Linked DNA regions of Homo sapiens: regions 2 and 3 are each linked to region 1. Evidence: chromatin contacts called from ENCODE Hi-C data. All regions are on one chromosome and are shown on one strand. Each heading gives the region's core, a stretch centred on a gene start or an enhancer-like site at or near the end of the contact. The rest is flanking DNA. Distances are from core to core; before and after follow the strand shown. Region 1 holds the start of EIF1B-AS1 (EIF1B antisense RNA 1). Region 2 holds the start of GORASP1 (golgi reassembly stacking protein 1). Region 3 holds the start of ACVR2B (activin A receptor type 2B).

Region 1 (3,408 bases), core at 83-2,582:
TTTGTCATAATCATCTGCAATGCCCTGAACAGTAGTCAGTGTCTTTCTGCCGTTCCGTTGCTGGATTCTTATATGAATGTAATCCTCAGTCCCTGCCGGGAGTAAGTCGTCACCCTTAGTTGCATCAGCAAAGGGGTCTGCGAATGGATAAAAAAAAAAAAAAAATCCAAAGTAGAAAAATATTTTTTAAGAAGTACTTTCCAGAAATACATTATACTACCAATCCAGACAGTCATCAATGAAGGTTCTAGTGCCTTTGCTGTTTTTGCCGGTAGGAATGGAGATGGGGGTGGAGTATTAATAAAACCCCCAAGATACTCTCACAAAAAGAGAAACATTTGAACAGCTATGTCCATTGTAGAAAAACGCTGTTATAGATAAATAATGTTATCGTTCAATATGGTCCTCTAATGAGAAAAAGATTTAGAAAACCTTAATATTGTAGCCGCTATAAAAATGTGCGTCATCTCGATTACATTCTGATGAAAACATAAACATTCGAATACGCCCACCTTAATCATTTAACCGTAACTGTGCCTTGCCAAAAAAAAAGTAGATTACATATATATCAAGAGGCGTAATTTAACAAATTGCTACGCAAGCAGAGAAGACTGAACCACTGGCCAGTGACAGATCAGAGGCTTGCATCCGCATCTTTCCCTAAGTGCCCCCAGGAGCTGCCAGAGAACGGGCGCCGATCCCTGGTTTCCCTGGCCCGGCATACCCTTTGCAAGTAGCAGGGCCGATCTAGGAGTCCACGAAATAGGATCGCCAAGGTTTCAAGGGGCAGAAGCGGAGGCGAGAGCCGGGTCAAGGACGGGGCAGGGGGTGGCGCAGGGCCCGCGGCCGGGGCTCCGAGAGGAGGGCTCGGAGTCCGGCGCTGTCCTCGGGGAAGGGGTCGCCAGGGGCCCCGTCGCCATTTTCTGGGCGCCGAGACAAAGCCCCACTAGGGGTGCGGGAAGGGCAGAAAGGGGGCCCCTAGGGGCGGTGGCCAGGCGGGCAAAAGGCCGAGATGCGCGCCGGGCAAGGGAGGGAGGCGGCGGCGACGGGATCTTACCGAAAGATTGGAGGTTCTGGATAGTGGACATGCGATACTAGTGTGAGGCCGGTGAGGGGATAAAATTCCTGCGGGGCCCGCCCGGATCACCTTGTCAGGAGGCTGTAGTGGCGAGAAAACGGAAATAAATAAGAAAACGCTTCGCCCTGGGGTTGGGATTAGGCTGGAGTGGCGGCGGCGGAAGCCGGGAGGAGGCAGGAAGAGGCGAAGGAGGAGGCGGAGGAAGAGGCGAGGGCGCGAGAGAAGAGGCGGCGCTGCGGCTTCTCGCACAAAATGGCCGATGGAGACTATTTAGCCGCGCCCGCGGCCCCTCCCACGTGACCGTCCCGCGCCGAGCATCCTGGGACTTGTAGTTTTCTGGAGGCAGCAGAGCCCGGAAAGCCTGAGGCCGGGGGCGGCCGAGACCGCAATTCCCGTCACGGAGTGCGTCCTCTAGCGCGGGGCGGAAGACCCGCGAAGTGTTCAAGCGGCCGCAGAGCGGCCCAGAGTTCGCAGGTCTGGGGCTCTCTTCCCAGAGAGCTCGTAGGGGAGGACAGTCAAGGGACTCAAGCGTCTCTCTTGACTCCCCTTCTCTCGCTGTGCAGTGGCGGCGCCGAGGGGTCGACGCTCAGGGCTAATCTCTATGAGTCACCCTCGAGGCCCCGGGTAATGTAAGTAAAATCGGGGTGCAGGAACAAAACAAGTCCCCTTGCTCCGGCTTTCAACTCATTGGCCCCCGCTCAGCAACTACCTGCATTGAAATTCCAACCCCAGTTGCAGGAGCGGTGTTAGTCTCAACCAATACTGGAGATGGGAGCCTCTCTTTCCAGGATTGGACGGACCTCCGATTCCCTAGCACGGTGGATCTCAGACTAAAGCGTGTGTCTCTGGAGGGCTTGAGAAAACACTGATAGACCCCAGAGTTTCTGTTTCAGGAAGTCTAGGGTGTGACCTGAAAATCTGCAATTCTCATAAGCTCCTTGGTGATGCTGATCCTGCCTGCTGGTCTGGGATCAGGCTTGAGAATCACTGCCCAGCTTAATCCTGGGCCTGGCATCGAGTGGGGGCCAGGTGTGTATGAACAGAAGATACCAGAAAATCAGCTTGTCAGCTCATTTTGTGTGCCTCAGAAGGCCCAACAGAGAATTCAGGAAAGATGCCAGGTATAAGCTGAAGGTGAGCTCAGCAAATAGGTTAATTGATGGAGTCATGTACCAGACCGTAATATCTTCCTATCAGGTCACGCACAGAAAAATAAACCCGAGACTTTGGGAATTGGCTCACTCAGGCAGGTGTGTTCAATTGTCAAACTTGGTTGGCTTTCTGGAAGCAAAGAGATAGACTAAAATTTAGGGATTCTTAACTTTTTTGTGTGTGCCATGGCAATCCTGTGAAGCTGCTGAATCCCTTCTCAGAATAATGAGAAGTTAAGTTTTAAGTTCACAAAGTACATAGGATTACAAAGGAAACCAATTATATTGAAATTTAAAAAATACATTAATAACGTGTATTTCTTTATTAATACACTAATAAGATCTAGCAAGATTAGGTCTAATACTATAATTTCAAAAAGCTGATAAATGTAAGAGATATTTTGTGATGTCCGTAACATCAGAAATTTAATATGAAAGTATGTGTAACTTCTGTTGGTGCGAAGTGACAGGTCCTTCTATCACTATGATGTTGCCTTTATTCATAATGGAAAGAAATGGTAAATTTTGCTTAGAGGTTAATGAAAATGCAGATATAATCTTTCCCCATCCAATTTTAGGGATCTCCACCCCTGCAGTTTTATCCATGAGCCAAGGATCTGCAGACCGCAGGTTAAGAATACCTGGATTTGACAATCTTTTGTAATTAACAATGATGATAAGTGCCATTTATTTAGTACTTACTGTTTGCCTGTTACAAAGCTTATATATAACATTATTAATCTTCATAGCTATTTTATAAGGTAAGCATTACTCTATGCACCAGGTGTGGAAATGAAGGCTTTTGTAGGTTAATGCCTGAAAAAAAAATCAAATTCTTAACTCTCAGAAATCTAACCACATTTGTGGTCTTCCAGCTCTGGTTCAAATGGAAAACACTCTTCGTATCCCAAATTGAGGTGTAAAGTTTAGAGCTGGCTCCAAAACAAGGAGCATCAAAATATCTAAATAAGTGTGCTTTAAAGTAATTTTATTAGTTCAATTTTGTGCCCTATGTTAATACTCTAACACTCTAATTTCTAAATAATTTGTAATCTAGATAATGCATCTCTATTTGTTTCCTTTCTTTCTTAGTAGATGTACATGAGTATTTTATATTACTTTATTTCTCAGAAGAAGCCAAAGGTGATCCAGTGAAGAAAAAACTACAAACACAGAGAA
Region 2 (3,370 bases), core at 698-3,197, 1.2 Mb after region 1:
TGTACCATACCCACCTGTCCTCACACCTACCTCTTCCCCCTCCTTTGCCTGCATTACCAGTTCTCAGCTTCCAGGCCTGGAATTACTTCAAGAATCATGCAGCTATCTCTCCAACCACTCATTTTACAGAGAGGGAACCCGAGGTGCAGAGCAGGGATAGTCAGCGCTCTGAGGTCTCAAAAGTCAACTAGATATGGATTACGTAGGCCTCTGTGGATTCCCGTGGGAATCCAGCCGCTGAGTGTGAAACTGTTTTTATGGGACCATAACTAGGATACAAGAAGGCATCCAGGTGGAGCCAGAGTGTTAGGGCCCAGCTAGTGCCTGGGGTCACAAGACCAACACTGCCAAGTCCTTACCTTCTTTGAGGACTCCATAGGCTTTAAAGAACTTCAACACAGGGTCATTGCTGAATTTTTCCAGGCCCACAGCTGCAGCCTGCTGCACATGGTGGAAGTACTTTTCCTGGCTATAGTAAATGATCCCAGCCTGTATGAAGGAAGACATAACTGCAATAGCCCAGTCCCTTCTCTGTCTCTGTTCTGTCCCAGATGGGATGAGACCTGCTCCCTTCCCTATCCCCTGCTCCTCCTCAGTTCTGCAAAGGGAAGAGAAAGAGGAAACATTCAGGCCTCATCCTGTCCTCTAACAGCCCTGGGAGCAGCTCCATGCAGTTTTCCCAGGAAAGAGTTTGGAGGTGTTTGTTTGGGGGATTACCAACAGATTCTGGTTCAACTATGATGGGGAATTCAACCAAGGCTTTGTCTTAGGAAGGGAATAAGGGGGGAAAAATGAGGACAAATAATAAGAAAAATTATACGAATTGTAGTTACAAGTTATTGTGGGCTTCATATCCACTATCCTGTGCATGGTCCTCTCAGTATCTTTCACAGCTAAGGAAGCTTAAGCCCATGGAAACTACAGCTTGACAAAGGGGCTGAGATTTTAAAGTTAAGTTTCACTTCCTCTAAGGTTTGTGGGTGCTAGGTTGGGAGCAGATGTGGTTGGACTGTAAACATCCTCATGGGCCATATGAAAGAGCCCAGACACCATCCTAAGGGTAACAGAAAGCAGAATGGTTTTAAGGCGAGGGATGTTTTCAGATGTACATTTTTGCAACAACCACTCTGGCTGCTTTTGCATGTGGGGGGTGTGTGCCGTGGTGGCAGCAGGGACTACTGATGCTGAAAAGAGCCACAGCAGAGAAACCAGATGGGAGGGAGGCTGTTGCAGGCTCTCAGGGGGGAGAGATGGTGCTGGTTCTGGGCTAGAAGATAAAAAGATAAAAAGAAAACCCAGGAGACATCAAGGAGCTGGCATTTCTTGTAGACAGGATTAGAAGATGAGTATAGGGAAGAGGTATGAGTTAAGGCTAGGAGATTAAATGGTGAAGCCATCAACTGGGGTGGGAGGCGCAGGCGAGAGTGAGCTGGGTGGAAGAAGGGATGATGACAAGAAGGGATAATGATAGTGATTGGATGAGCTGGTTTGGGGTAGCTCAAGAAACGGGGATGCTAATTTGGGGCTCAGGGTGCGCAGAAGCCACCGGAGAAGACGCCCTTGCCAGGGGGAGTGGGGCAAGAAAAGGCAGGACCGCCTGATATAACTGAGGACAGCGAAGGGTGGCAGGAGAGTAGCAGGGCAGACGGTCTCTGGGTCAGGGGCGGGGAGTCACGAGGGAGCCCTCGGACAGCGCCCGGGCCACGCACCATAAGGGAGGAGTCATTGCTGCTCATCTCGGGCCGCTCGCGGCTCCGAGTCCGGGTCTGGTGGGGCGGTGCAGAGCGGGATTCCCGAGGCAGGGTCGTGGGCACTCTATCGCGGCGGGCGGTTGAAGGCGTTACAGTCCTTGGAAACCGAGCTGCTAGCCGGTTGCTAGGAGCGTCCAGTGTCTGGAGTGGGAGGAACAAAACGCCTCACGTCACAAGGCGCAGGAATCGAGCGCCGAGAGAGCGAGTCGGTGCTACTGGCGTCGGGTCGGTCCGGGTAGGCGCAGCGGGACTGGACCTGGGTGCCGAGCGGAGCCGCTGCCATGGGCCTGGGCGTCAGCGCTGAGCAGCCCGCAGGCGGCGCCGAGGGCTTCCACCTCCACGGGGTGAGTTGCCGCCGCGGCGCCGGTGACCTTGGCGAGGCGCCCGCAACCCCGCGCCCGGGCGTCCGGTCGCCGGCTGGCTGGCGACTGCGGCGGGGTCCCGGCCCGAGTGTTTCCGCCTGGGTGGCGGGAGGTGCCCCCTGCCCGGTGGGAGCCTCCTGGGAGAGGCGGCCTCGCGGGACTCCCGGACCCTGGCTAGTCCGCGGCCGCGGTCGGGCCCAGCGCCCGCCCCAAGTGCCAGCAGTGCCGGAAGCGGAGCGTTTTCCTGGTCCGGCCGCCGGGAATGGCGCTCCTCCCGGGTGAAGAATGCACCACTACCAGTCGGGACGCACTCGTGCACTTAGCACACATTTACGCTCGCCTGCCGCGGGCCGCTCTCCGTGCTGGGCCTGGGAAGAGAGTCAGCCACGCCGAGGACAGTCCCGGGGGCCGGGGTTAACCGAGTGGACGCAGCTGCGGGGGAGCCCGTCGGCGCGCGTCCTGCCAGTCGTAGGGTCGTAAGGGCTTCCGAGGGTAGAGGACCGGTGCAAACCAGCCACGGGATAGTGGGGAGCGGGAGGGCCGGGAGAGTGCTGCAGAATCCTCGAGGAGAGCGTTTGCAGCTGGGGAGGGTCCCAGCCTTTAGATGCCGCTACATGGAGGTCTGGGCGAGCAGGCTTCCGGAGAGTGGAGACGGAGTGGGGTTCCTAGAACGGAGTGTGCTGTGAGGGTGAGGAGAGGGTCCCGCAGCCGGATGGAGATTTGTGCCTGCGGTGAGGGAAGGGCTATAATGTAGGTGAGAGGGGCTGGGGGTCTCTGACCCCGGAGCGCTGCGGGGAAGAGGCGTCCCTGCACCCCCCCTTTCCCTAGTGAAAGGCAGCTGGATGCAGAGATGAGTGGAGACAGGCAAGCTTGTCGGTTTGTGTGTTTTGAAGGTAGGGTCTGTTGCCAGCTAACCACATGAGAGGGCTAAAAGTTTCTTAACGTGAAAACCAGGCTGGCTTGGAGAACCCAGAGTTGACAGGATTTGTGCTTGGGAATGGGCTTTCTTATGGTGAGACACCAAACAGCAAGCGTGGACAGTGGAATGCATCCAGCCAGGAGCGTCTTCCAACAGGTTTGATTAAAGGCAAAGGAACTCAGGATATTGGCAAGAGGAGGGGTGGGGCGATGATGGGAGCTTCGAAGACGGGAGGGGCCTGCCTGATGGAGAGGGACAAATTGGAGAGGGACCAGGGATCAGAGGTTGTCAGTCACAAAAACAAAGTTTTGAGCTCCTACTCTGGCAGGCAGAATTCT
Region 3 (3,234 bases), core at 346-2,845, 1.9 Mb after region 1:
GCACGCCCGGCCCCGCCCCTCGAGGGTTTCCCAGACTCCAGGCGGCTGCCACCGAGGGCGGCGGGGGACCCGCGCTGCATGTGTAATGGGGGCTGGGAACAAAGACGCGCAGGACCCGGCGGCCGGGTACCAGCCGCCCCGACCTTCTCGCCAGAGCTTCAATGCCCAGCTCCCCACGTTTCCCAGGACTGGCCAGGGGACGTCCCGGCGCGCCCGCCGGGGTTAGGCGCACCCCGGCACCACTGAGAGAGGGAAATCGGTGCTTGGACCGTAGGAGAAACAAGCTTTCCAGGCGGAACTCCGCTTGTTTACGCCCGCGCCCACATACCCCCAAACACACATGCGCTGGCCGAACACCTCCAGCCACACGCCCGCAGCCGCGGGCGAGCTGAGCGCTGGTCACCCACCCCGCCACGTGCCTCCTGGAGGCCCGAAGGAAGAGGGACCTGTTGGGTTTTCCATCTTACCCACCCCCTCCCCTCCCAAGTGCCCAAACAAAGCGGTCCCGCGAAGCGACCACACTCCGCATCCCGGGGCCAACGGCAGGGAAAGAGGGAGCAGGTGGGAGCCAGCACCAACAGCCCGCCGGGCCGGTAACGCGACGCAGACTGGTGGCAAGAGATGCAGGGGACTTTGGGCTGCGTGAAGCCGCCCCCTTCGCTTCGCTACACTTAGTGACTCTGAGGGACATGCAACCCTCCCCGCATGCTGCTGCTGCTGCTGCACCTACAATCCTGCCACCCCCAATGAGATCTGCCCACCCCTCTTGGCCGCCTTCCCCACGCTCAGGTTTTCCTCACTCTTTCCCTGGGTTCCACGCGCCCGCGTAGCCCGAACTCCGACCCTGAGGCTCCGCGTCCCGGCCCCCATCGCAGGGGCGCCTCTAGGAACCAGAATCCCGCAGATGACTGCACAGACAAGATCGTGCCCCCAAGTTCGGCGAGCCGGGCGCCCACCGCGCCCCCAGCCCACGCCCCCGGAGGTGAGGGCTGAATACAGGTGGTGCGGCGACGAGGCCCCGGGCCCGCCCTTTGTTGGTAAACACCGCGCGGCGCCAGAGGCCAGCCCCGCGCGCCCTCTCGGCGTCCCCGCGCCGCGCCCAGTTCTTACCGGCGCACAGCGATCCCCAGAGGAGGGCGAGGGCCACCCAGGGCGCCGTCATGTTCCGCGGCGCCGCCCCGCGCACACCCGGAGCCCGCGGGCAGGGCCGCACGGCGCTCCCGGGGCGCGCAGGGCCAGGCGGCGGCTGCGCTCTCCTTCCCGCTCCTTCCTTCGGTCTCGTTCCCTGCGCGCTTCCTGCGCCTTCGTCCCCGAGCAGCGTTCGGGCTCCAAGGGCCGGTCGGCGGGGCCGGGCTCAGGGCCGCTGCGGGCGGCGCAGGCTGCGGCCCGGGCTCCGGGGCGACGCGGGGGCCGGGGGGCGGCGGCGGGGCACGGGCCGGGGCGCGCCCGACTCAGGCATAGCGCGGCGGGGCTGGGCCCGGGCCCCGGGCGCAGGGGCCGAGTCCGGAGGGGCCATGAACGGGGGGAGGGGTGGGGGGGAGGGGAGCTGAACCGAGTCCAAAATGGCTCCTGAGCGGCGGCCACGGAGCCGAGCCAGCGGGGAAACCCGGATGTTGGATACAAAGAGGCGGGCGGGCTGGGCGGGGAGGGGGAGGGGAGGCGGGCCCTCCGGCCGCGTGGTCCGCGCCCCCCTGAGGGGCGGGGCCCCAGAGAAACAACAACACGGAGGCCCCGCCCCCATCCCGCGCCCTGTGGGAGGACGCGCGTGCACCAACTTGCTGGAGGACAGGGCGGGGCGCGCGGACGGAGGTGGCGGGAATGGGCTCCTGACCACTTTGCCCGGGAGCCTGTGGCCACTGCACTCGCAATTAGTGCCCCGCACGCTCGAGCCCAAGCTCCTGACACATGCTGCCCTACAACCCCGGAATGAGTGGATAGTCCCGGGACTCTGGCCCAGACGCCTCTGTGCCTTGGATTCCCCACCTGTGCAATGGGGGTGACAGTGAACCGTGGGAAAGTCGGATCTCTACTGATGGGCGAATTAAGTGGCAGAAAGAGGCTGACTTCCCTGAATTGACAAGCAGTCTCCCGTCTGCAATCCCTTGCCACACACTCAAAGGCACAGCTAGGGCGGGGAGTGGTCATTTAAACCCAACCAAGTGAGGGAGCGGGCAGAGTCCCGCCCCTCTAAGCCCAGCAGGTGGAAAAGGGCCTCTGGCAACCTGCTGGCCCTCCCTAATCCTATCTTGTCTTCTGCAGTTCCTGCGCCACCCACAGCGGCCCTGAGCTTCAATCTGCACTTTCAAAACTTCCCAGTTGCCTCCAGAGCCCTGCAGTTGAAGATCTTGTCTAGCACATGGTTTTGCTGTTTTCCTCACCCCGAACTCCCTCCTTGGAGGGCCATCGTTCTCTGTCTCAGATTCCACCCTCCTTATCACACAACTAGAGCTTCGGAGGAACGTGATGGGGCTCCCAACTAAGGAGGGAAAGACCATCATAGCTCAGGGATGAGGCTCCGAGATCCTCAGATAACATTAATTGTCCTCTGTCTTCTCTTGACTTGGCACATCCTTGCTTGGAGCAGGGCAGGAGCAGCTGAAAGGGAGGTGGCACCTGGAGGTCTCAGTCATTTCACTTCTCTGAGCCTCAGTTTTCCCATATGCAAAGTGAAGAGGTACACTCCCTCAGGGTTTTGCATCTTCTTAATGGCAGAAACCTAGTCAAACAAAATATTATGTAAATGTTCACTATAGGCAGGGCGAGGTGGCTCAAACCTGTAATTCCAGCACTTTTAGAGGCCCAGGAGGCTCTTGAGGTCAGGAGTTCGAGACCAGCCTGACCAACATGGCAAAAACCTGTCTCTACTAAATAATACAAAAATTAGCTGGGCATGGTGACACACACCTGTAATTCCAACTACTCGGTAGGAGGCTGAGGCAGGAGAATCGCTTGAACACAGGAGGGAGGCGGAGGTTGCAGTGAGCTGAGATTGCACCACTGCACTCCATCCTAGGTGACAGAGTGAGACTCTCTCTCAAAAAAAAAACAAGTTTATAAAGGAATGTATATTGTTCTGATTGACATTGAAATAGGGTCAACTACCCCCGGTCACCAGAGCAGCAGGAACACCTCAGGGGCCACACTTTGGAGGCACTGCCCAGAAAGATTTCTGGGTCTTTAAAAGTCCCTTCCAGTCCTGGGAAATTCTATGTGAAAATGATGGTCCCTGCTTGC

The links. Hi-C counts contacts between places; a loop is a spot of excess contacts on that map. Pooled maps may share reads with other maps.
Region 2: a loop to region 1 is called in a pooled map, with 12 times the contacts of the local background. The contact joins the promoter of GORASP1 here to the promoter of EIF1B-AS1 in region 1. A Hi-C loop is called at or near these places in 7 of 50 pooled maps.
Region 3: a map of ascending aorta shows a loop between it and region 1 (9-fold over the local background). The contact joins the promoter of ACVR2B here to the promoter of EIF1B-AS1 in region 1. A Hi-C loop is called at or near these places in 1 of 168 maps with a recorded cell type or tissue (ascending aorta), 1 of 37 single-sample maps with no recorded cell type and 11 of 50 pooled maps.

Annotation. Positions count from the first base shown.
Region 1 is chr3:40,307,622-40,311,029 of GRCh38, reverse strand. EIF1B-AS1 (EIF1B antisense RNA 1) reads left to right here and starts at 1,332. Exons shown (of 3, transcript NR_033965.1): 1 at 1,332-1,707. It overlaps EIF1B (eukaryotic translation initiation factor 1B), which reads right to left and starts at 1,323. Exons shown (of 4, transcript NM_005875.3): 1 at 1,058-1,323; 2 at 1-137. The coding sequence starts at 1,088. LOC124906228 (a long non-coding RNA gene) reads left to right here and starts at 2,219. Exons shown (of 2, transcript XR_007095876.1): 1 at 2,219-3,408. RefSeq lists a silencer at 913-962 and an enhancer at 1,233-1,592.
Region 2 is chr3:39,106,204-39,109,573 of GRCh38, reverse strand. GORASP1 (golgi reassembly stacking protein 1) reads left to right here and starts at 1,947. Exons shown (of 9, transcript NM_031899.4): 1 at 1,947-2,095. The coding sequence starts at 2,033. TTC21A (tetratricopeptide repeat domain 21A) reads right to left here and starts at 1,894. Exons shown (of 29, transcript NM_001366900.1): 1 at 1,710-1,894; 2 at 360-489. The coding sequence starts at 1,736. RefSeq lists a silencer at 1,998-2,317.
Region 3 is chr3:38,452,251-38,455,484 of GRCh38, reverse strand. ACVR2B (activin A receptor type 2B) reads right to left here and starts at 1,595. Exons shown (of 11, transcript NM_001106.4): 1 at 1,111-1,595. The coding sequence starts at 1,162. ACVR2B-AS1 (ACVR2B antisense RNA 1) reads left to right here and starts at 665. Exons shown (of 2, transcript NR_028389.1): 1 at 665-982; 2 at 2,260-3,234. It also overlaps a transcript of XYLB not described here. RefSeq lists silencers at 1-105, 916-1,195, 1,616-1,735, 1,746-1,795 and enhancers at 1-325, 326-909, 1,514-2,013.